Linked DNA regions of Homo sapiens: regions 2 and 3 are each linked to region 1. Evidence: read pairs that join two places in POLR2A ChIA-PET (ENCODE). Cell type or tissue: Panc1. All regions are shown on one strand.

Region 1 (8,000 bases):
ACTATCATGAGTACACAAGGGGGAACCACCCCCATGATCCGATCACCTCCCTCCCTCGACATGGGGGGATTACAGTTCCCTCCCTTGACATGTGGAGATTACAATTGGAGATGAGATTTGGGTGGGGACACAGAGCCAAGCCATATCAGGATATATGCCCAGTAGCAAAATTGCTGGATCATATGGTAGTTCTATTTTCAGTTTTTTGAGGAACCTCCATAGTTTTCCATACTAGCTGTAGTAATTTACATCTCCACCAACAATGTATAAGAGTTTCCCCTTCTTCACATCTTCACCAGCATTTATTATGTTTTGTCTTTTTGATGATCCCCATTCTAACTAGGGTGAGATGATATCTCATGAGGTTTTGATTTGCATTTCCTTGATGATTAGTGATGTTAAGCATTTTTTCCTGTCTGTGCCAGCCACCTATTTTTTTAACAAGTCCACTAGAAGGTTGAGAACCCCAGGTCTAAAGGGCCAGTTTCAGGGCCAAGCACTCTGCCTCCCTATTTGCACTTCTCTCTCCACCACGGCTCCACTGGCTCCCTCCTAAATCTTCAACGGAGTCCACAGCTGCCTAAAAGTATTTTCTGATCCTGAGTTCTTGTGAGCCTGGAAAAAAACCCTCTTCTGCTAAGTCCATCTGAGAAATGGCACATATTTTTATTTTTTCATTAAACTTTAAGTTCTGGGATACATGTGCAGAACGTGCAGCTTTGTTACATAGGTATACATGTGCCATGGTGGTTTGCTGCACCAATCAACCTGTCATCTAGGTTTTAAGCTCCACGTGCATTAGGTATTTGTCCTAATGCTCTCCCTCCCCTTGCCCTCCACCCCCCGACAGGCCCCAGTGTGTGATGTTCCCCTCCTTGTGTCCATGTGTTCTTATTGTTCAACTCCCACTTATGAGTGAGAACATGTGGTGTTTGGTTTTCTGTTCCTGTGTTAGTTTGCTGGGAATGATGGTTTCCAGCTTCATCCATGAGAAATGGCACATATTTTTAAATAAACTATATGGAAATTAAGAGAGAAGCAAAACAACCCTCAAAACACAATCCCAGCACTTTGGGAAGCCAAGGCGGGAGGAACACTTGAGGCCAGGAGGTCAAGACCAGCCTGGGCAACATGATGGAACCCCGTCTCTACTAAAAATACAAAAAAAAAAAAAAAAAAAAAAAAAAACCTGGGTGTGGTGGCACGCCTATAATACCAGCTACAGGCTAGGAGGCTTAGGCAGGAGAATCGCTTGAACCTGGAAGAGGAAGTTGCAGTGAGCCGAGATTGTGCCACGCACTCCAGTCTGGGCGACAGAGTGAGACTCCATCTCAAGAAAAAATAAAAATAAAAATAAAAAAATTAATTAAAGAAAAAGAAATTAGCTGGGTGTGATGGTACATGCCTGTAATTCCAGCTACTTGGGAGGCTGGAGCCTGTGAGGCTAGGGTTGCAGTGAGCCAAGATGGCACCACTGAACTCCAGCCTGGGCGACAGAGCAAGACCCCATCTCAAAAACACGCGCGCGCGCGCACACACACACACACACACACACACACACACACACACACACACAGAGTTTAGAAATGCAGTATTTACAGAGCCAATCTTCTCTACCTGAGCTTTGAAATAAACTAAGGGTTTGCCTCCTGGCCATAATACTTACTAGCAATATAATCTGGAGAAACTAACCTCTGGGCCTCAGTTTATCTGTCTTTGAAATAGGGATAATAACAGTATCTTCCCCCATAGAGTTGTGAAAATTAAATGAGGTGTATGTACAAAGCTTACTGCAGCTCCTGAGTCATAGTAAACCTTCAGTTAATGTTGGGTTTGTGGAAGAAGAAGGTTTTGTGCTATGTTTGGATTTAACTGGGCTAGAGGCATCTTATTTCAGGCATCAGAGGGTGTGAAGCATTCTGACAAGAGAATCTACGTATAGGAAATGATTCATTAACCAGGACAGGTGAGCAGATGTTACTGAACAGTGAGTTAATGATCATGGACGGATCACTTGAGGTCAGGAGTTCGAGACCAGCCTGGCCAACATGGCAAAACCCCATCTCTACTAAAAATACAAAAATTAGCCGGGCATGGTGGTGGGTGCCTGTAATCCCAGCTTCTCGGGAGGCTGAGGCAGGAGAATCACTTGAACCTGGGAAGCAGAGGTTGCAGTGAGCTGAGATCGTGCCACTGCCCTCCAGCCTGGGCGACAGAGCAAGAGGCTCCGTCTCAAAAAAAAAAAAAAAAAAGACATTATTGTAAGATTGGCCACTAGGTGTCCCAGCTTCATCTGGGTTACGATAACAATAGCTGAATTTTTTCCAGCACTTCCTATAAAGTCGTGTTATTATCCTAGTTTTACAAATAGGGCAACTCGTCTCAGAAAGCGTAAGTAACAAGGTCACAGCTTATAAAGTCTAGACTCTTTTTTATTTCATTGAGCTATAAACTTCCATATGATAAGCCTGTGTCCGGCCCCATGTTGCCTGGGCCTGGGGCTCTGGGGGCCTGACTGCTCACCTCTGGGCCTGTGTTTCCTTCGTAGATCAAGTGGCCTGTGCAGATCCAGAGATCTGCCAGAAGATCTGCAGCAACCCCTCAGGCTGTTCGGACATCGCGTATCCCAAACTCGTGCTGGAACTCCTGCCCACAGGTAATGTCCCTTCACTCCTGAATCAAGTCCCCTGGAGCACCCAGAAAGGAGATCACCGGATGGGCTCTGATCCAAGGCAGGGTCAAGAAAGGAGGGCTGGTGGGGGAGGAAGACTCTGGGCTCCCCAAGAAAGGCTACGTCCTGCAGGAAGCTCTGCCCCGCCGTCCTCCCTGAGGTTCTGCCTCCTCCAGTTGAGCCCACTGGGATCGGCTGCTTTGGCAGAAAAGGACCGAGGCCCATGACCTCCCTTCCGCCCCCAGGGCTCCGTGGGCTGATGATGGCTGTGATGGTGGCGGCTCTCATGTCCTCCCTCACCTCCATCTTTAACAGTGCCAGCACCATCTTCACCATGGACCTCTGGAATCACCTCCGGCCTCGGGCATCTGAGAAGGAGCTCATGATTGTGGGCAGGTAAGTCCCCACTGGGTGGGGCTGGGGCAGGGGGAAGAGAGAGCTGAGCCCACCCAGAGGCAAAGTCCAGGTTCAGCCAGCAACCTATCCAGGCTGAAGAGCATTAGGACTCCATGTGCAAGACATTCATTCATTCAGGAGATGCTGAACGAGCACCTACTGTGTACCAGGCACAGGGCACATAACCATGAAAGGGCTCAGTTCTTGCCTTCATGGAGCCAGGGAAGGAGGAGAATAAGCAAATAATTTTAACCCAGCTGGGCGAGGTGGCTCACACCTGTAATCACAGTACTTTGGGAGGCCGAGGCGGTGGATCACTTGAGGTCAGGTGTTCAAGACCAGGCTGGCCAACATGGTGAAACCTCATCTCTACTAAAAATACAAAAATTAGCTGTGGTGGCGTGTGCCTGTAATCCCAGCTACTCAGGTGGCTGAGGCAGGAGAATCGTTTGAACCCAGGAGGCAGAGGTTGCAGTGAGCCAAGATGACGCACTGCACTCCCGCCTGGGTGACAGAGTGAGACTCTGTCTCAAAAAAAAAAATTAAAATAATAAAATAAAATAAGCTGGGAGTGTTGGCATGTGTCTGTAATCCCACCTATTCGGGAGGCTGAGGCAGGAGGATCACTTGAGCCCAGGAGTTGGAGGCTGCAGTGAGCTATGCTCTCACCACTGCACCCCGGCCTTGGCAACAGAACAAGACCCTGTCTATTAAAAGAGACAGAGAGAGGGAAAGAGGAGTAAATGTTCAGATGATGCTAATTTGTGCCTCTCGCCGCCGGCACCAGGGTGTTTGTGCTGCTGCTGGTCCTGGTCTCCATCCTCTGGATCCCTGTGGTCCAGGCCAGCCAGGGCGGCCAGCTCTTCATCTATATCCAGTCCATCAGCTCCTACCTGCAGCCGCCTGTGGCGGTGGTCTTCATCATGGGATGTTTCTGGAAGAGGACCAATGAAAAGGTAGCTCTGGATGGCTCCCACTATGCCAGAACCAAGTGCTGCCCCTTGAGGACTGGGATAGGATGGGAGGGGAGGGTGTTGGAGGGAGACACAGGCTGGAATTGGGTGTTGAGAGGGAGGGTGAGTTCCATTGGTGGAAGATACAGGGAGGGTGTTTATCTGACCTTTGCAAAAAAGCAATGAGAGGGCTGCTGCGATGGCTCACACCTGTAATCCCAGCACTTTGGGAGGCCGAGGTGGGTGGATCACTTGAGGTCAGGAGTTTGAGACCAGCCTGGCCAACATGGTGAAAGCCCATCATTACTCAAAATACAAAAATTAGCCGGGTGTGGTGGTGGGCGCCTGTAATCCCAGCTACTCAGATGCTGAGGCAGGAGAATCACTGGAACCTGGGGGGCAGAGGTTGCAGTGAGCTGAGACCACGCCACTGCACTCCAGCCTGGGCGACAGAGTGAGACTGTCTCAAAAAAAAAAAAAAAAAAAAAGCAATGAGAGGTTCTCATGAAAAGTATCTTGATGCATTTTTTGTTATTGAACAGGGAAGCTAAATTAAGAGGGAGTTAGTAAACTATTAGTAATCAATTCATTATAAAAAGATAAATGGTTAAGTATTGCAGAACCTTTTCAAATTGCTGACCCGTGCTTGCAGTGACCACCACAAGAAAGACAAGTCCTGGAGATGGCTTCTTGAGGTTCCTGGAGGCCAGAGCCCTTGGCGTCTCTAAGATGATCTTGCTCTGATTTTGCAGGGTGCCTTCTGGGGCCTGATCTCGGGCCTGCTCCTGGGCTTGGTTAGGCTGGTCCTGGACTTTATTTACGTGCAGCCTCGATGCGACCAGCCAGATGAGCGCCCGGTCCTGGTGAAGAGCATTCACTACCTCTACTTCTCCATGATCCTGTCCACGGTCACCCTCATCACTGTCTCCACCGTGAGCTGGTTCACAGAGCCACCCTCCAAGGAGATGGTACATTTGGGCTGATGGCTAGATCCGTTGAGACTTTTTGTTGGAAGTGACAGAAAACTGACTCAAACTGACTTAAGCGAAGGAGACTGATTGTCCAAAAAGCTGAAAAGTCCAGGGTTGAGGTTCAGGGGCAGGATGATTTGGGACTCTGAAAAGGTCATCAGAATCCATCTGCACTTCTGCTTCAATTCTTAGGTCCCATATGGAGCCCAGTATCTTCTAGAGATACATCCTCTTTTACTGTCATTAAGTAAACATAAGGCTGGGGTGCGGTGGCTCATGCCTGTAATCCCAGCACTTCGGGAAGCTGAGATGGGAGGATCACTTGAGGCCAGGAGTTTGAGACCAGCCTGGGCAATATAGTGAGATCCCGTCTCTTAAAAAAATGAAAAAATTAGCAGGGCGTGATGGCTCATGCCTGTAATCTCAGTTACTAGAGAGGCTGAGGTGGGAGGATTGCCAGAGCCCAGGAGTTTTGATGGTGCAGTGAGCTATGACCATGCCACTGCACTTCCAGCCTTGGTGACAGAGCAAGACCCTGTCTCACAAAAAAAAAAAAAAAAAAAAAAAGGAAAAGAAAAAATTAGCAGGGCGTGATGGCTCATGCCTGTAATCCCAGCTGCTAGGGAGGCTGAGGCAGGAGGATTGCTTCAGCCCAGGAGTTTAAGGCTGCAGTGAGCTATGACCATGCCACTGCACTCCCACCTGGGTGACAGAACAAGAGCCTGTCTTTAAAAAAAAAAAAAAAAAAAAAAAGTAAAAATAAGCATTAATATTTCTGTCCCAGAATTTCTAGAGAATTTCTAGATTTCCATTGATGGAGTCAGCTCAGGACACATGCTCATCCGTGAACCAATTCAATCCCTGTGGCCAGAGAAACGGATGAGCTGAAATGACCAGTTCTGGGGTCCTGCAATACTCTAGGGTGAGGGTTAAGCTCTGGGGATTAGAATGAGGGATAATCACATCCCAGCAACAGGAGGATGGGGTTTATCGGAGAAAGACGTGGGAATGAGCAGGGGAATTGTGCGCTGATGTTGAAGAGTGCAGGAACATGATGCTTGTTGGAGGATGGGGTGGGAGGGTGGGGCTGGGAGCAGATTCAGACACAAAGGCTGAGTGTGGGGTTGGGTGGGGAGTGTGAGAAAAGGATGGACAACCCCGGCCCCACCTCCACCACAAATCTCATCATTCATCCCTGCTCCTTAGGTCAGCCACCTGACCTGGTTTACTCGTCACGACCCCGTGGTCCAGAAGGAACAAGCACCACCAGCAGCTCCCTTGTCTCTTACCCTCTCTCAGAACGGGATGCCAGAGGCCAGCAGCAGCAGCAGCGTCCAGTTCGAGATGGTTCAAGAAAACACGTCTAAAACCCACAGCTGTGAGTAGCTTCTCTCCTCAGTTACAGCAAGAAGGAGTACGTGTTAAAGGGATTGATTTTTTTTTTTTTCCTATCAAATCACAAGCCAGGAAAGTGGGCAGACTTGGAGTTTTAGCATCCTCTGGCTCCAGTGTCTGATCTGTCCCCACGCTCCGGCCATGGGAAAGGAGTTTTTAGTAACTTTCAACAAGCTTCCTACGGGCACTAACAGCAAACAAACACTTGTTGAGTGCCTACGGAGACACGGTTGGTTCATTTCATCCTTATTCTCTGCACATGGGTAGGCAGGAACACAACTTGCCTTCTCTCAGTTAGTGCTTCTAAACTGGCGGCTTGCAGACATATTTTGGCTTAGCCCACCTACAGTTTCAACAAAATGTGAGTTAACATTTAAAAATTGAGAGATTTTGGCCGGTCAGCATGGCTCAGGCCTGTAATCCCAGCACTTTGGGAGGCCGAGGTGGGTGCATCACTTGAAATCAGGAGTTCAAGACCAGCCTGGCCAACATGGTGAAATCCTGTCTCTACTAAAAATATAAAAATTAGCCGGGCATGGTAGCGCATGCCTATAGTCCCAGCTACTTGGGAGGCTGAGGCAGGAGAATCGCTTGAACCTGGGAGGTGGAGGTTGCAGTGAGCCGAGATCACGCCACTGCACTCCAGCCTGGACGACAGAGTGAGACTCTCTCAAAAAAAAAAAAAAAAAAAAGGGAGATTTCAGTCGGGCATAGTGGATGGTGGTTCACGCCTGTAATCCCAGCACTTGAACACATCTGGTGAGTGTCCCTGTCTCACCTCTCTGGGAGATACAGACCACCTCTACGGTCTTCCTTTGCTGGGTTCTTTCTAGGTGACATGACCCCAAAGCAGTCCAAAGTGGTGAAGGCCATCCTGTGGCTCTGTGGAATACAGGAGAAGGGCAAGGAAGAGCTCCCGGCCAGAGCAGAAGCCATCATAGTTTCCCTGGAAGAAAACCCCTTGGTGAAGACCCTCCTGGACGTCAACCTCATTTTCTGCGTGAGCTGCGCCATCTTTATCTGGGGCTATTTTGCTTAGTGTGGGGTGAACCCAGGGGTCCAAACTCTGTTTCTCTTCAGTGCTCCATTTTTTTAATGAAAGAAAAAATAATAAAGCTTTTGTTTACCACAAGGCTTCCAAGTGTTTATAGACCATTTTCAACATGACACTTAGCTCTTTTCTTTTTTCTTTTTTTCTTTTTTTTTTTTTTGAGACAGTGTCTCGCTCTGCCACCCAGGATGGAGTGCAGTGGCATGGTCATAGCTCACTGCAACGTCAAACTCCTGGGCTCAAGTGATCCTCCCTCCTCAGCCTCACAAGTTTCTAGGACTACAGGCACACACTACCATGCCTGGCTAATTTTTCCTTTTTTCAAAGAGATGTGGTCTATGTTGCCCAGGCTGGTCCTGAACTCCTGGCCTCAAGTGATCCCCCCACCTCAGCCTCCCAAAGTACTAGGATTACAGGCATGAGCCACGATGCCCAGCCTCTTTTCTTCTTGAAAATAATGAAGGTTAGAAGATGGAAAGAGGAGAGACATGTAAAAGCTTCCTTTTGCAAAAGACTAGTTATTCATTCTTCTTATCCATTGTGCAACATCAATACCCAAATTC
Region 2 (8,000 bases), 210 kb before region 1:
TCTCAGCTCACTGCAAGCTCCGCCTCCTGGGTTCACGCCATTCTCCTGCCTCAGCCTCCCAAGTAGCTGGGACTACTGGCGCCCGCCACCACGCCCGGCTAATTTTTTTTGTATTTTTGGTAGAGACGGGGTTTCACCGTGTTAGCCAGGATTCGTCTCGATCTCCTGACCTCGTGATCCACCCGCCTCGGCCTCCCAAAGTGCTGGGATTACAGGCCTGAGCCACCGCACCTGGCCCCTGATGAAATATTTCAAATGTGTTCCATGGGAAGAAATATAAGGTCTTTGGAGGGTAAAGATAGTTAAGCCTGCTCTCAAGCCCTGACTAGTCTTTTCTCTAATTAGTATTCTTTTCCTTTTTTAGAAACAGAGTCTTCCTCTATCACCCAGGCTGGGGTGCAGTGGTGCAGTCATAGCTCACTGCAACCTCGAACTCCTGGCCTCAAGTGATCCTCCCACTTTGGCTTTTCAGAGTGCTGGGATAACAGGCATGAGCCACTGCGCCCAACCCATTTTACATTTTTAAATAAAGCATCAAGCTCATAGACAACAATACAATGTAGATTCTGGAGAAAAAGGAAACATTTAGAAAAACATCTGAAAGGGGCTGAAAGGGCCAGACGCGGTGGCTCACACCTGTAATCCCAGCACTTTGGGAAGCCAAAGTGGGCAGATCAGTTGAGGCCAGGAGTTCGAGAACAGCCTGGCCAACATGACGAAACTCATCTCTACTAAAAATACAAAAATCAGCCAGGCGTGGTGGTGCATGCCTGTAGTCCCAGCTGCTCAGGAGGCTGAGGTGGGAGGATCACTTGAACCCGGGAGGCAGAAGTTGCAGTGAGCTGAGATTGTGCCACAGTACTCCTGCCTGGGCAACAGAGTGAGACTCTGTCTCAAGAAAGAAAAAGAAATAAAAGAAGGAAGGGAGGGAGGGAGGGAAGGAAAGAAGGACAGACATCTGGAAGGATACACTATAAACTCAGTGAACTGAGCAGAAAAGAGAAGCCCAGGACTGACAGCGGCAATTAAAGGACCCATCACCCTTAACTGCTAGGTTTTACCTTTTTTCAAAGGAGGATATATTCATATATTATGTGTGCAACTAAAATAATTTTCTAGCAAGTTAACTTACAATTTAAAAAAAAGAATGAGTGAATAGGAGAGGAGCGAGGCAACACAAGTCAGGGTGTCCACAAAGTATACTTTGCTTTCCTTTTTGACCATTGGGTCTCTAACATGGGGTTTCCATGCTACAGGGTTTCTTTTGTACAAGAAATAGACAGGGAGTCCGTTCTCTGAAATCTAGTTGAGTCGTGGCTCTAAGCAGCAAAGATCTTCATCCTTCTTGGTCTATTTCTGGCCTCCAACAAACCTTAGGGAACCTCTGGAGATTGTAATTTTAAAATACAAAAGGGAGGCCGGGAGTGGTGGCTCACACCTGTAATCCCAACATTTTGGGAGGCTGAGGCAGGCGGATCACTTGAGGCCAGGAGTTCGAAACCAGCCTGGTCAACATGGTGAAACCCGTCTCTACTAAAACTACAAAAATTAGCTGGGCATGGTGGTGGGCGCCTGTAGTCCCAGCTACTCAGGAGGCTGAGGCAGGAGAATCACTTGAACCCGGGAGATGGAGGTTGCAGTGAGCTGAGATCGCACCACTGCACTCCAGCCTGGGCGACAGCGTGAACCTCCATCTCAAAAAGTAAAATAAAAGAAAATAAAATAGAGGGGATAAATAAAATAAAACAAAGTAAAGTAAAATAAAATAGAAAAGAGGCTGCAGTGAGCCGTGATTGTGCCACTGCATTCCCACCTAGGCAACAGAGCAAGACCCTGTCTTAAAAAAAAATTATATATATATGTGTATATATTATACATATATATATGGTGTCATATTATACATGTAACTCTGAAATTTACACAAGAGGCAGTCAATTCTAGACATCTAACACCTCACCAGGAGCTGTTCTTAGTGAAAACTCAGGGAGGAAAAACAGGGGCACTAATATTTATCACAGTTCCTGTAGGCACTAGACACTGCACTAAACTACTTATCACAAATCTCAGAGGTCTCCGATTTGAGCCAAAGTCATATTTACATTCGGGTAAACCGGTAATATATTCCTCACTGTAGTCTACTTAAAATAATAATTTAATAAGCCGAATAATCCTATGAAAAATAATAATAAACACACTCACACTATTAAGATGATGTAGTGAGATACTGACTCATTTTATTTCCAGCGGATTTCCCTCCCTTGTTCTAAGAAGGACACCAAACTTTGTGTTCTCTCACGAGAAGAGGGTTGCAGTGGCTCACATCTGTAATTCCAGCACTTTGGGAGGCCGAGGTGGGAGGATCACTTGAGTCCAGGAGTTCAAGACCAGCGTAAGCAAAGTGAGATCCAGTCTCTACAAAAAAAAAAAAATTAGGCCAGACGCAGTAGCTCACGCCTGGAATCCCAGCTCTTTTGGAGGCCGAGGCAGGCAGATCACTTGAGGTCAGGAGTTCGAGACCAGCCTGGCCAAGGTGGTGAAACCCCGTCTCTACTAAAAATACAAAAATTAGCCCAGCATGGTGGTTGCACACCTGTAATCCCAGCTACTCGGGAGGCTGAGGCAGGAGAATCGCTTGAATCCGGGAGGCAGAGGTTGCAGTGAGCCGAGATCGCGCCACTGCACTCCAGCCTGGGTGACAGAGCGAGACTCCATCTCAAAATACATAAACAAATAAAATAAAAAATTATCCAGGCATGGTGTCATGCACCTGTCATCCTAGCTACTCAGGAGACTGAGATGGAAGGATTGATGGAGCCCAGGAGGTCAAGACAAGCCTGGGCAACATGGCAAAACCCCATCTCTACAAAAAATACAAAAATTATCTGGATATGGTAGCATGTGCCTATAGTCCTAGCTACTCAGGGGGCTGAGATGGGAAGATCAGTTGAGCCCAGGATGTCACGGCTGCAGTGAGCCAAGACCGCCACTGCACTCCAGCATGGGTGACAGAGTGGGACCCTATCTCAAAAAAAAATGTTTAAAAAGAGGGTTGATTAACATGGAAGAAAGCAGAAGTAACTCCGAAAACAACCCTCATTTCTGGCTTTGTTTTTCAACATATTATTATTCTGGGACATGTATGGGGTCATCCCCAAGGACAAGAGGAGAAACACAAGTATCTCAAAGGGAGGAAGGGCAGAGCAGTGACAGCCAAGGGGAGCAGAAGAGTCCCCAGGACTAGAAATGAGCCAGAGACTGGCAGACCCCACAAGAATAGAAGACTCACGCCTCCCCTCTTACAACACCCAGGGAAAGTGACAGTGCTTAAGAGGGAAAGGACCTCATGGTGGACACTCGGTCTCTTGCCTGAGGCTCCCAGCATAGCCAGGCCCCCGTCTCCGACCTCAGCACAATAGCAGCCAAGCCCCCTGTTTCCAAAACCCCAACACATGGACACAATGACCCTAACTGCAGTGATCCAAGTATAAGACTAGTGAGCCTTGCTGGGCGCGGTGGCTCACGCTTGTAATCCCAGCACTTTGGGAGGCCGAGGCCGGTGGATCACGAGGCCAGGAGATCGACACCATCCTGGCTAACATGGTGAAACCCTGTCTCTACTAAAAGTACAAAAAATTAGCTGGGTGTGGCAGCTTGTGCCTGTAGTCCCAGCTACTCAGGAGGCTGAGGCAGGAGAATCGCTTGAACCCTGGAGGCAGGGTTGCAGTGAGCCGAGATCGCGCCACTGCACTCCAGCCTGGGTGACAGAGCAAGACTCTGTCTCAAAAAAAAAAAAAAAAAAAAAAAAGACTAGTGAGCCAAGGGAAGCCCAGTCAGGAGGATCACTTGAGGCCAGGAGCTCAAGACCAGCCTGGGCAACGTAGCAAGACCCCATCTCTACAAAAATGTAAAAATTAGCTGGGTGTGGTGCTGTACACCTGTAATCCTAGCTACATGGGAGGCTGAGGCAGGAGGATCATTTGAGCCCAGGCGGTCAAGGCTGCAGTGAGCTATGATCACACGACTGCACTCCAGCCTGAGTGACAGAGCGAGACCCTCTTAAAACAAATTTGGAATCACTGTGAGCCATCTCTGGACCACTGCCCTCTGATGGCTGAGCTGAAACTTTCTCCAGACCTGTTGGGCTGTTGGGGCCCTGCAGCTTTAATTTGATTCAGAAAACCCACATCGGATAATGTGACATTGCTTGCTGGCACGGGAGTGTACTGGGCCCTGTGCTAAGTTCTTCACGAGCACCATCTCATTTAACCCCATAATAAAGGCATTTCTGTTTTCCTCCTCTTCTAGCTGAAGAAAACGAAACTCTGGGGAGTGAGGTCAGGCAGCGAGCCAGTGGTGGGAAGGAAACTGTACTCCAAGGGTATCTGATACTGATTGAAGGCTGTGCATAAAATAATCCCAAGTTATGATGTCTACCTGTGTCAACTATGTTTTCCAGCTGCAAGTCACAGAAGCCCAGTGCATAAAAGCCCAGAAGCTCTTATGTTTTTACTTTTTATACATATATATATTTTTTGTTTTGTTTTTTTGAGACAGTCTCGCTCTGTCACCCAGGCTGGAGTACAGTGGCGCAATCTTGGCTCACTGCAACCTCCGCCTCCTGGGTTCAAGTGATTCTCCTGCCTCAGCATCCTCAGTAGCTGGGATTACAGGCGCGCACCACCACGCCCGGCTAATTTTTGTGTTTTTAGTAGAGACGGGGTTTCGCCATTTTGATCAGGCTGGTCTCGAACTCCTGACCTCGTGATCTGCCTGCCTCGGCCTCCCAAAGTGCTGGGATTACAGGCGTGAGCCACCCCGCCTGGCCTTCCAAAAGTTTTTACAGCTGTGGCCGTGTTTGTGGACATTCAGCATGGAAAAGCAAGTCTGTTTCACGGGTGTTTCAAGCAAAACACGGGATTGAGTCTTTTCAGCCCTGGTGGTTAATTTGGCCACGTCACCGTCACCATCCCTGAACCAATCACTGGTTGCCTAGGGAGAAGGAGTGCACTGATTGGCTCAACCTCAGTTCTAGACTCAACCCCCTTGAGCTTGGAATTAATGGGATTCCCACCAGCATTTGGCTGAGATTCTGTCCCTCAAGATAGGATTACGATGTTATTGACTCAAGAAGGGAACAGCTAATGGTGGAGAGGAAAAAACTCCACTGCGCTTTTTATGTGGTTGAAAGTATGAGGGCCGAGAGCGGTGGCTCGCCCCTGTAATCCCAGCACTTTGGGAGGCCGAGGCGGGTGGATCACGAGGTCAGGAGATCAAGACCATCCTGGCTAACACGGTGAAACCCCGTCTCTACTAAAACTACAAAAAATTAGCTGGGCGTGGTGGCGGGCGCCTGTAGTCCCAGCTACTCGGGAGGCTGAGGCAGGAGAATGGCATGGACCCAGGAGGCGGAGCTTGCAGTGAGCCCAGATCGCGCCACTGCACTCCAGCCTGAGCGACAGAGTCAGACTCCATCTCAAAAAAAAAAAAAAAAAAAAGAAAGTATGAGAACTCCCTGGAAAGAATTCATGCTAAAGGTGCTTGTTCAGCTCAAATACAATGGATCAGAAATGAGGGGTGGCCAGGCAAAGCAGCTTACGCCTGTAATCCTAGTACACTGGGAGGCTAAGGTGGGAGGATTGCTTAAGGCCAGGAGTTTGAGACCAGACTGGGCAAAATAGTGAGACTCTGTGTCTACAAAAATTTTAAAAATTAGCCACGCGTGGTGGCTCGCCTGTGGTTCCAGCTACTCAGAAGGCTGAGGTGGGAGGATTGCTTGAGACTAGGAGGTCAAGGCTGCAGTGAGCTACGATTGCACCACTGCAGTACAGCCTGGGCAACAGAGCGAGACCCTGTCTCAAAAAAAAAAAAAAAAAGAAAGGAAAGGAAAGGAAGGGAAGGGAAAGGGGAGGGGGAGGGAGGGAGGGAGGAAGGAAGGAAAGAAGGGCTTTCATATTAGAAGGGCACACTCAGAACTAGCTCTTCCCTTTAGCCATTCCCCTTCTTTTTGCCTTGGTCATGGATGTGATGACCGGAGCTGAAGCAGTCATTTTGTGGCCAAGAATATCACAGAGACACGAGAACTGATAGCATTAAAATGCTTACACCAGCTAGATAGGAAAGATGAGTTCTGTTGTTCCGCAGCACTAGTTAGTGAGTGACTATGGTTCACCGTAGCTTATTGCATATTTTCAGAAAGCTAGGAGGATTTTGAATGTTCACAACACTGAGGCCTGAAAGTTTGAGGTGATGAATATGCTAATTACGCTAATTTGATCATTGCACATTGTATACACATATTGAAATATCACTGTCTTCTATAAATATGTACAATTATTACATGTCAACTAAAAATAAAAGGAAAAACTGCTGAAGCAATGACAGAAACTACCTACGTCTGGGTATCTTTTGATATCTTTCTGTCTAATCCTCTTCTGAATCGTTGTGTCTCTTGTGTCTCTCTTCACTTCAGTACAAAGACTGGTGAGAAAAACAAATTTTTACTGTTTAGGTATTTGTTAAGTACAAATGTGGGCCAGGCACAGTGGCTCACACCTGTAATCCCAGCACTTTGGGAGGTCAAGGTGGGCAGACCATTTGAGGCCAGGAGTTCGAGACCAGCCTGGCCAACATGGTGAAACTCTGTCTCTACTAAAAATACAAAACTTTGCTAGGCATGGTGGCACGCACCTGTAGTCCCAGCTACTTAGGAAGCTGAGGTGGAATGATCACTTGAGCCCAGGAGGTGAAGTTTGCAGTGAGCCAAGATTGCACCACTGTACTCCAGCCTGGGCAACAGAGGGAGACCCTGTCTCAAAAACAAGTAAAAATATGGTCCGTAAACCTTCAACATCAGCATTACCTGGGAGCTTATTAGAAATGCAGACTGGGGCCGGGCATGGTGGCTCACGCCTGTAATCCCAGCACTTTGGGAGGCCAAGGCGGGTGGATCACAAGGTCAAGAGATCGAGACCATCCTGACCAACATGGTGAAACCCTGTCTCTATTAAAAATACAAAAATTAGCTGCATGTGGTGGCAGGCACCTGTAATCCCAGCTATCGGAAGACTGAAGCAGGAGAATCACTTGAACCTGGGAGGCAGAGATTGCACCACTGCACTCCAGCCTGGTGACACAGTGAGGCTCTGTCTCAAAAAAAAAAAAAAAAAAAATGCAGGCCAGGCACTGTAGCTCATGCCTATAATCCCAGCACTTTGAGGGGCCGAGGCAGGAGGACCGCTTGAGCCCAGAAGTTTGAGACCAGCCTGGGCAACATAGCGAGACCCCGACTCTACAAAAAAAATTAAAAAGAAAACAAAAAATGCAGAATCTCAGGCCTGCCCCAGATTCCAAATCAGAATCTACAGGGTCCTCAATGGATTCACAAGCACATTCATGTGGAAGAAGCGGTGGTTTGGGTATTATAAGAGTGTGGTTGAATGCAATCCAAGCAATATACATAGGCTGCCTGAACCCCCCAAGATTGGATTAAATGCCATTTGAGGCACCAGCAGTAGTGGGAAATGATCATAGGCAGTTGGAGTGAGAGACAAGGAACACGGCACAGTAGCCAGGAAGACCGGTGTGTGGTGCGCTTGGAGATATATTAAACACCCGTACATTCTTTACTGTGTTCCAGGGACCATTACAAGCACTGTGCAAATATTAGCATGTTTAGTCTCCTTGGCAGAGTTAGGAATCATTTCACAAGTGCATAAACTGAGGCATGGATAGAGTAAGTCACAGAGCTGGTAAATGCCAGAGCCAAGATGGAAACCCACTCGATTTATTTCCAGAGCCTGTGCTCCCTTCCTTGAGGTTTCCCTAGGGTCTTTGGGGAGGTTTTTTTTGTTTGTTTTTTTGGCAGAGTCTTGCTCTGTCGCCAGGCTGGAGTGCAGTGGCATGATCTCAGCTCACTGCAACCTCTGCCTCCTGGGTTCAAGCGATTCTCCTGCCTCAGCCTCCCAAGTAGCTGGGATTATGGGCATGTGCCATCACACCTG
Region 3 (8,000 bases), 330 kb before region 1:
AGTCTCACTCTTACCCAGGCAGGAGTGCAGTGGCATGATCTCGGCTCACTGCAACCTCTGCCTCCTGGGTTCAAGTGGATTCTCCTGCCTCCGCATCCCAAATAGCTGGGGTTACAGGTGCCGGCCACCACACCCAGCTAGTTTTTGTATTTTCAGTAGAGACAGGGTTTCACCATGTTGGCCAGGCTCATCTTGAACTCCTGACCTCGGGTGATCTGCCTGCCTCGGCCTCCCAAAGTGCTGGCATTATAGGTGTGAGTCACTGCGCCAGCCAGTCATCGATTTTAAGTGGTATACAGACATACTTTTTTTAAATGTGTTTTTTAAGTGCAATACTTACTAAGTGATTTTAAAATTTTAGAATGTTATATTTCTATAGGTGACAGGCAAGTACTGTAAAGATCATGAAAGCTGTTCAGAACTGAATTAGGGAAATGCTGCCTCTGAATCAAATTAACTTTCTTCTGAAGGGCCCTCCTTTCGTTGTGATGCTTAGATTACATTTGTTTATTCCCAGACACCCCTGTTGCACGGGATGGGATGTCTGGCCTAACCATTCCAACTCTACCCCACCCCACACACAACACACACTGCCATTTTGACTTTAAAATAATCCAGCTAGATTTACTGTTAATTCTTGCTAATCTGGACCAAAAATCTGGATTAGATCTCTCACGTTCATAGGATCTGGCACCCAGAACTTTTTTTATCATACATTCCATCATCCGAGGTCAGTTTCATTACCTAAGCTCGTTGTTCCTTAAGCTAAACTGACCTTTTCTTTAAGTGCAGTCCACTCCTATGATAATTTTCTAGTTACTCAGCACCTGTGGCAATTCCTCTCTTGGAGAAACACTGGAGTTAAGCTCTAATGTTTCATCCACGACTTGGTCTTCCAGCTCCATCCTTTGTTGGTCTTATTTGGGGCTGAAGTTTCAACTCATCCCCCAGTCTCTCTTCTTTCTACTCTTTCCCTTCACTAGTATCCTATGCCCTGTTGTTTCAGCCACACGCTAACATGCCCATAACCTGCTGCTCCTTACTCACCTTGCTGCACCCAAACAGCTAACCTTCAAACCCGGATTAAGGTGCTGAACACTGCTTAACAAAACTAGTCTTTGAAGACAATTTAAGAAGTAACTTATTTGCAAGGCACTGTGCCAGGTGCTTGGACTTCATTTAATCCTTAAAAATTCCAGTTGTACTTGATGTCTTGTGTTAAGCAGGAAAGTCCACTGCCAGTGAAGGCTCAGTCCAGCCTTGGATATTCAAGCCAGCTCCTAACTAATCCAACTCGCCCCTACTATGTGGAAGAGTAAGCCAGCAAGTAAGACTCCACCTCTTGCAGATCCCCAAAAAACCATGTCATGTCTCCCTATCTTTTGCACTCAGCTGTTTCATCTGGCTGGAATTTCCTTCCTCCTTTGCCTGCTTCATAATTTCCTGCTCATTGTTCAAGAGTTAGGTTGCTGTTACCAGGCGCGGTGGCTCACGCCTGTAATCCCAGCGCTTTGGGAGGCCGAGGCGGGCGGATCATGAGGTCAGGAGATCGAGACCATCCTGGCTAACACGAAGAAACCCCGTCTCTACTAAAAATACAAAAATTAGCCGGGTGTGGTGGTGGGCGCCTGTAGTCCCAGCTACTCGGGAGGCAGGAGAATGGCATGAACCAGGGAGGCAGAGCTTGCAGTGAGCTGAGATCGCGCCACTGCACTCCAGCCTGGGTGACAGAGCGAGACTCCGTCTCAAAAAAAAAAAAAGTTGCTGTTTTGGAATTATTCCCTCACAGTGCCCGCCCGCCCCCATACGTGCCTGAGGTGCGGTAGCATCCCTGGATATGCTGTAGTAACACCTTCCAAATTGTTTTCTGTGGGCTGTGTTTGGTTATCTCACTCACTGGACTGAGCATGACTTCCACAAAAAGTCTAGTTTATATTCCGGAAGCCAAACCATGCCTTGCACATAGTAACAAATGTTTGAAATAATGAAATTACCTTGTTTTAAACTTTGAGATTGTGTTTTGCCAAGCAAGTTAATTCTTACCCACACACTGGCCTAAAGAAATATGTGTAGAAGCTAGTAATAAGAGCAGACTTCACAGACAACCGGTGACATGTCCGTTTCTCAAGGGAGGGATTAATTTTTGGCCTACTGCAGGTTTGAAAAGTAGTATCCTTCAAGGACCTAGGTGTTTCTGTGTGCCAAGAATACTCCAGAGTGTTAAAATCAGGAGCTTAAAAATCACTCCTTTGCTAGTGTCAGCATGGCAAATGAAGGGAGCGAAACCTGCTCCAAAATATTTAAGCCAGGATTTCAGAGGAGCAAAAAGCTACTTAATAAACGTAATAGTTTATTCATCCCAGTCTGCGCAAGTGTCTCCGTGTACTTGTCCACTTTCCCTGTCTTTCAGCGCCTTTAATGAATGCTGTTCTTACTGTATAAAGCTAGACATAGAACAAAACCTCTGATTTGAAACATGTCCTTTCTGAGAGTTTTTATACCACTGCTCATTTACTTTAGCTTCAGCAGTTGTCTTATTTTTAACTAGAAAAAAGCCTCCTATATATAGTATGTATATATATACGTATGTATATGCGTGTATATATAAAATATAGAGAGCGAGCGTGTACCCTGCATTTTCTTTATGTCATAAACACATCCTTTGACATTAAATTTTTCCACAAACATTTTTAATTTTGAGAATTGGAATGGTCAGGAAAGAATAGACTTAAGGTCACCTACTTAAATCCTGGAGAAAGTGTACCATGAAGCTGCTGTATGTGAATAACTTCAGCATACGGATCTGAAAGAAATAGGATTAATAGGAACATTCAAAGACTTCAGGCAAATTCTTTCAGTATGGATCTAAAGTATAAACAGCTTATCAAGGCTCCTCTTTGATAAAAGCCTTTGAGATTATTTTTAGGATCATGTTAAAAGGACTTTTTAAAAATAACTATTGCTAATTCCTTTATGCACTTTACCTTTTATTAAATTTAATGAAGGGTGAACAGTGATCTCATATTAAAGCCAACACCAGCGTGAATCTTGCTTTTCCACTTTGCTTGAAATGTGGCTCTTTTGTAATTTACTATGAAGTTGGTTTGGCCAGTGTGAATGTTTTCAATTTAGGTTTCTATTTTTAAAGTCTCTGTGGTAAGATTTTCATATGAGAATGGACATACATTTAGAATTTAAAATCTTCTTTGGTAGAAACAACTGGAACCTTAATAATTTTTGGCGGGGTTGGGGGGGTTGTTTTTTTTTTTTGTTTAGAAACAGAGTCTCTCTCTCTCTCTGTTGCCCAGGCTGGAGTGCAGTGGCACAATCATAGCTCACTGCTTCCCCAACCTCCTGGACTCAAGCAATCTTCCCACCTCAGCCTTATGAGTAGCTGAAACTACAGGTGTGTGCCACCACACCTGGCTAATTAAAAATAATTTTTTTTTTTTTTTGTAGAGATAGGTCTTGCTGTGTTGCCCAGGCTGGTCTCAAACTCTTGGCCTCAAGAAATCCTCCTGCCTGGGCCTCCCAAAGTGCTGGGGTTACAGGGATAAGCCACCACACCTGGCCCATTAACAAAATTTTGATAATTGTTAAAATATGTTTTTACCTAGCTTAATGATATATAAAGCTGGTAGACTGATTTCTTTTTGTATCCTAAAAACTAAAACCAATAAACACAAATATGAAAAATGAAGCCAGGGAAAACTGTATTAGTGCTAGAAACTCAGGAAAAGACAGAAGGGGCAGACATAGCTAAAAATATGGCATTTCTGCCATAGCACCACATCTTAAAAGTTTTTTGTTGTTAATGGAGAGAAGGCGAAATAAAGACAACTGACAGTTCTCTCCTTGAGAAGGCAGATGGCCTCTTGGAAAGCTTGAATAGAAGATCTTGGGTATTAGGAACACACCATCATCTGAAGAAACAGGGATGGGCCATGGAGCAAATGAAGTTAATTTCCTTTGAAGTCACTTTGAATATGATGAAAATTGCACAAAGGAAACCTGAAGCGTAGGCTACCATGTTGACGGGGATGGAAGAAGATTCTGTCCAGAGACAGATTTGTTATAGCTGGTCTTGTTGCCAGGAAGGAGGCCGGATCACGCAGCCCTCATTCCCCTGGCTATTATGGGGGCTGAAGGGGGAAAATATGCAATTTTCAAAACATTATGGCACTGGTGCCAGAAGAGGCAGACAAGTCAGTGGAATTGAATACAACACCATAAATTGGCCCAAATATAATACACAACAGTTTGAGCATAAGTAAATGTGAAAAAGGATAGGTTTTTCAATAAGCTTTGAGTGAACTGGTTAACCACTTGGAGAAAAAAAAATCACATCTTAAAATTCTAGACTAAATATTGTTTATCCAAAATTTTATATATTTAGGATTTAAAATATTCTTTTGTATAAATTTTGGTACCAAAATAAAATGTTGATAATTGTGTGTTTTGACCTATCATATTACATTCCTGGATTATATTCTTCCCATCTTCTAGGATGACCATTTTTTGATAGGTTAAGAGTTTATTATTTCAACTGGCCAGTCAACTGGAAGCCCAGGAGCTTCCCCGATATTTTTGATAATGGTTATATGAGATCTGGTTTATCCTGATTTGCTCCTTTTTAATTTTCTGATGTCTCTTGTGCTGATTTTTCTCTTCAGAGCTTCTCATTATGGTACAGTCTCAATCTTTATACATTTTGTGACATTTCTGCCTATTTTCTGAGAACACATCACATCCTCTCATCTTCCTGTGCACACCATCGTCCCTTCTTTTCTGTTCTACTTCATAGTTTCTTCATCTCTGAAACTGAAATTAGCCATTATTTTTCTGAACCAAGGATGAATTATGCCATTAGAGGGCAGAAGAAGCTGCTTGTTCTTTAAACTAGCAACTGTTTCCCCCTCTGCAATTTTTTAAAATTACAATCTCAATTATTACACAAATAAACATCTGAAAATTTTAAATGCCACTAGCAGCCGGGTGCGGTGGCTCATGCCTGTAATCCTAGCACTTTGAGAGGCTGAGGCGGGTGGATCACTTGAGGCCAGGAGTTCAAGACGAGCCTGGCCAACATGGTGAAACCCCATCTCTACTAAAAATACAAAAAAAAAAAAAAAAAAAAAATTAGATGGGCATGGTGGTGCACACCTGTAATCTCAGCTACTAGGGAGGCTGAGAATCACTCCAACCCCGGAGCTGGAGATTGCGGTGAGCCACTGCACTCCAGCTTGGGTGACATAGTGCGACCCTGTCAAAAAAAAAAAAAAAGCCACTAACAATAAAACAGAAATGCCAACAAAACAAAATTCTGGTGCCTTCAGGCATTTAGAGTTACCTTTAAGTCCAAAACCAGTGTGATTCTCCATCTTCCCCCTCCCCCCACCGATATTGACTTTTCTACCAGGATATGTCTGTGGTAGTTAGCATTTTCATTAAATTTGCCCAGATCATAATACATTCTCAATTTTGCAGGCTTTAAGAATTTAATTTTTCTCACAAAGTTGTACATTGTTTAAAAAGTCATAAAGTTCTTCAGGACTTACAACAGGCCGGGTGTGATGGCTCACGCCTGTAATCCCAGCACTCTGGAAGTCGCGGTGGGCAGATCATCTGAGGTCAGAAGTTCAAGACCAGCCTGGCCATGGTGAAACCCCGTCTCTACTAAAAATACAAAAAATTAGCCGAGCATGGTGGTGCACGCCTGTAATCCCAGCTACTCAGGAGGCTGAGGCAGGAGAATCACTTGAACCCGGGAGGCGGAGGTTGCAGTGAGCCAAGATCACACCATTGCACTCCAGCCTGAGCAACAAGAGCGAAACTCCATCTCAAAAAAAAAAAAAAAAAAAAAGACTTACAACAAAAACTTCATTCTCCTACTCTAATTAATTATATGCTGACTAATTCTTTACAGGCCATTTCAACTCTGCTAGTTCTTTCTTTAAAAAAGAAAAGAAGAATGTTATATGTAAATAACACACTCCTCCTATTACTTGATTTTTCAGTCTCAAGTATGAGCCACAATTGACTTTAGCAACACCCACACACATACACCTCTACCCTCTCCCACCCTCTCAATAAAAGTTTTACCATTTGGATTAAATAAAAATGGTGGTATACATTATTATATATCTATATAAACAGTTCCACATTGAGTCACTTGGTATAGTAGGATTGCTTTCATGTAAAATGTTGTTTTTCCTGGAATTAATATCAACTCCCGTTTCAAAAGTTTGATTTTCTATGGCTCACTGGAAACAAACCTCCTCCCAGGATATTCAAATAAGTGTTCATCAGTTTTACCCTTTTTCTTGGGATATTCCCCTCCAGAACCTTCTTTCTACCTATCTAATAAAAATTGGGGCCAGGCCCAGTGGCTCATGCCTATAATCCCAGCACTTTGGGAGGCCGAGGTGGGAGGATCAATTGAGGTCAGGAGTTTGAGACCAGCCTGGCCAGCATGGTGGAACCCTGTCTCTACCAATAATACAAAAATTAGCCAGACGTGGTGGCACGCACCTTGTAATCCCAGCTACTCAGGAGGCTGAGGCTGGAGAATTGCTTGAACCTGCGAGGTGGAGGTTGCAGTGAGCAGAGATCACACCACTGCACTCCAGCCTGGGTGACAAGAATGAGAGAATCCATCTCGAAAAAAAAAAAAATGGCTGGGCACAGTGGCTCATGCCTATAACCCCAGCACTTTGAGAGGCCAACATGGGCCGATCAGTTGAGGTCAGATTGAGACTATCCTGGCCAACATGGTAAAAGCCTGTCTTTACTAAAAATACAAAAATTCGCTGGGGGTGGTGGCGCACGCCTGTAGTCCCAGCTACTTGGGAGGCTGAGGCAGGAGAATCGCTTGAACCCGGGAGGCAGGTGTTGCGGTGAGCCGAGATCGTGCCACTGCACTCCAGCCTGGCAACAGAGTGAGACTTTGTCTCGGCAACAACAACAAAGATTGGTTGCCCTCTAGACGTACCCCAAAACTGCCTGCTCCTGGGTCTTCCCCTCGCCCTCTCTTCTGCATTAGATCTTTGCCTTCCATCCTGTGTCTTTCTCTTCCTAGGTTTGCTTCCTCATTTGAGGTGGAGGACATGTGCTCTAGTAAGTTACTGCGGAAGGGTACCTGGGAGGTAAAATTTTTCAGAGCCTAAAATGTCACAAATGTTCTTACTCTACCCCGACACTTGATTTATGGTTTGGTTGGGCATAGAATTCTGCACTGGAAATCATTTGCATTCATACCTGGAGGCATTTCTCTATCATAATCCTGCTTCTGGCATTGCTAACCAGGCGTTCAAGCCATTCTGACTCCTAATCCATTTATATGCAATTTTTGCAATATTTTCCCCTCCCAGGATTCTTTGGTAACTTCCTTTTAACCTAGGTACATTTAGAAAATCCAATGTTGTGATGATGACGTTGCGACCCTTTTAAAATATACTTTGCCAAGTGCTCTATGAGCCCTTTCTTTCATGTCTTTCATGAAATTATGTCTTTTATGATTTTCTTGGAAACATTATTTTATTACTTGTGGGATAATACTCTCCATTCCATTTTTTTCTGCTTTCTTTTTTTGGGACTCATTATTTTGATATTAGATTTTCTGGACTGATCCTCTACTATTTTCCATTCTTGTGTTTTGTTTTGTTTTGTTTGACCAGGTTGGAGTGCAGTCATAGCTCACTGCAGCCTTGACCTCCTGGGCTCAAGCGACCTTCCCGCCTCAGCCTCCTGAATAACTGGGACCACAGGCACACGCACCACACCTGGCTAATTTTTTATTTTTTGTAGAAGTAGGGTCTCTCCATGTTGCCCAGGCTGGTCTCAAACTCGTGGGCTCAAGTGATCCACCTGCTTCAGCCTTCCAAAGTGCTGGGATTACAGGCGTGAACCAGTGCGCCCACCCTCCACTCATATTTTTTGTTGTGACGTTTCCTCAACACTTCAGTTCTTTACTTCTGCTGGCATATTTACAATTTCTTTTT

What was found. Peaks named below come from ENCODE experiments on the same cell type or tissue, not always from the same donor. Only the 100,000 strongest peaks of a DNase experiment are listed, where the experiment ranks them.
Region 2: POLR2A ChIA-PET joins it to region 1 with 17 read pairs; 4 of 35 experiments call an interaction of 5 or more read pairs at or near these places.
Region 3: POLR2A ChIA-PET joins it to region 1 with 15 read pairs; 3 of 35 experiments call an interaction of 5 or more read pairs at or near these places.

Annotation. Positions count from the first base shown.
Region 1 is chr16:24,904,109-24,912,108 of GRCh38, forward strand. SLC5A11 (solute carrier family 5 member 11) reads left to right here. Exons shown (of 17, transcript NM_001352248.3): 12 at 2,549-2,656; 13 at 2,917-3,067; 14 at 3,855-4,023; 15 at 4,773-4,988; 16 at 6,198-6,369; 17 at 7,220-7,518. The coding sequence ends at 7,425. Among named protein-coding and RNA genes, the nearest start is that of SLC5A11, 62 kb to the left of the region's middle. RefSeq lists an enhancer at 2,341-2,841. In Panc1, a CTCF peak has its summit at 2,298 (motif pointing right); no DNase peak of the experiment used is centred here.
Region 2 is chr16:24,690,873-24,698,872 of GRCh38, forward strand. It overlaps a transcript of TNRC6A not described here. Among named protein-coding and RNA genes, the nearest start is that of LINC01567, 24 kb to the left of the region's middle. In Panc1, no CTCF peak of the experiment used is centred here; no DNase peak of the experiment used is centred here; H3K27ac peaks cover 3,937 bases.
Region 3 is chr16:24,575,984-24,583,983 of GRCh38, forward strand. No RefSeq gene overlaps it. Among named protein-coding and RNA genes, the nearest start is that of RBBP6, 40 kb to the left of the region's middle. RefSeq lists an enhancer at 1-92. In Panc1, no CTCF peak of the experiment used is centred here; a DNase peak (open chromatin) is centred at 4,848; H3K27ac peaks cover 848 bases.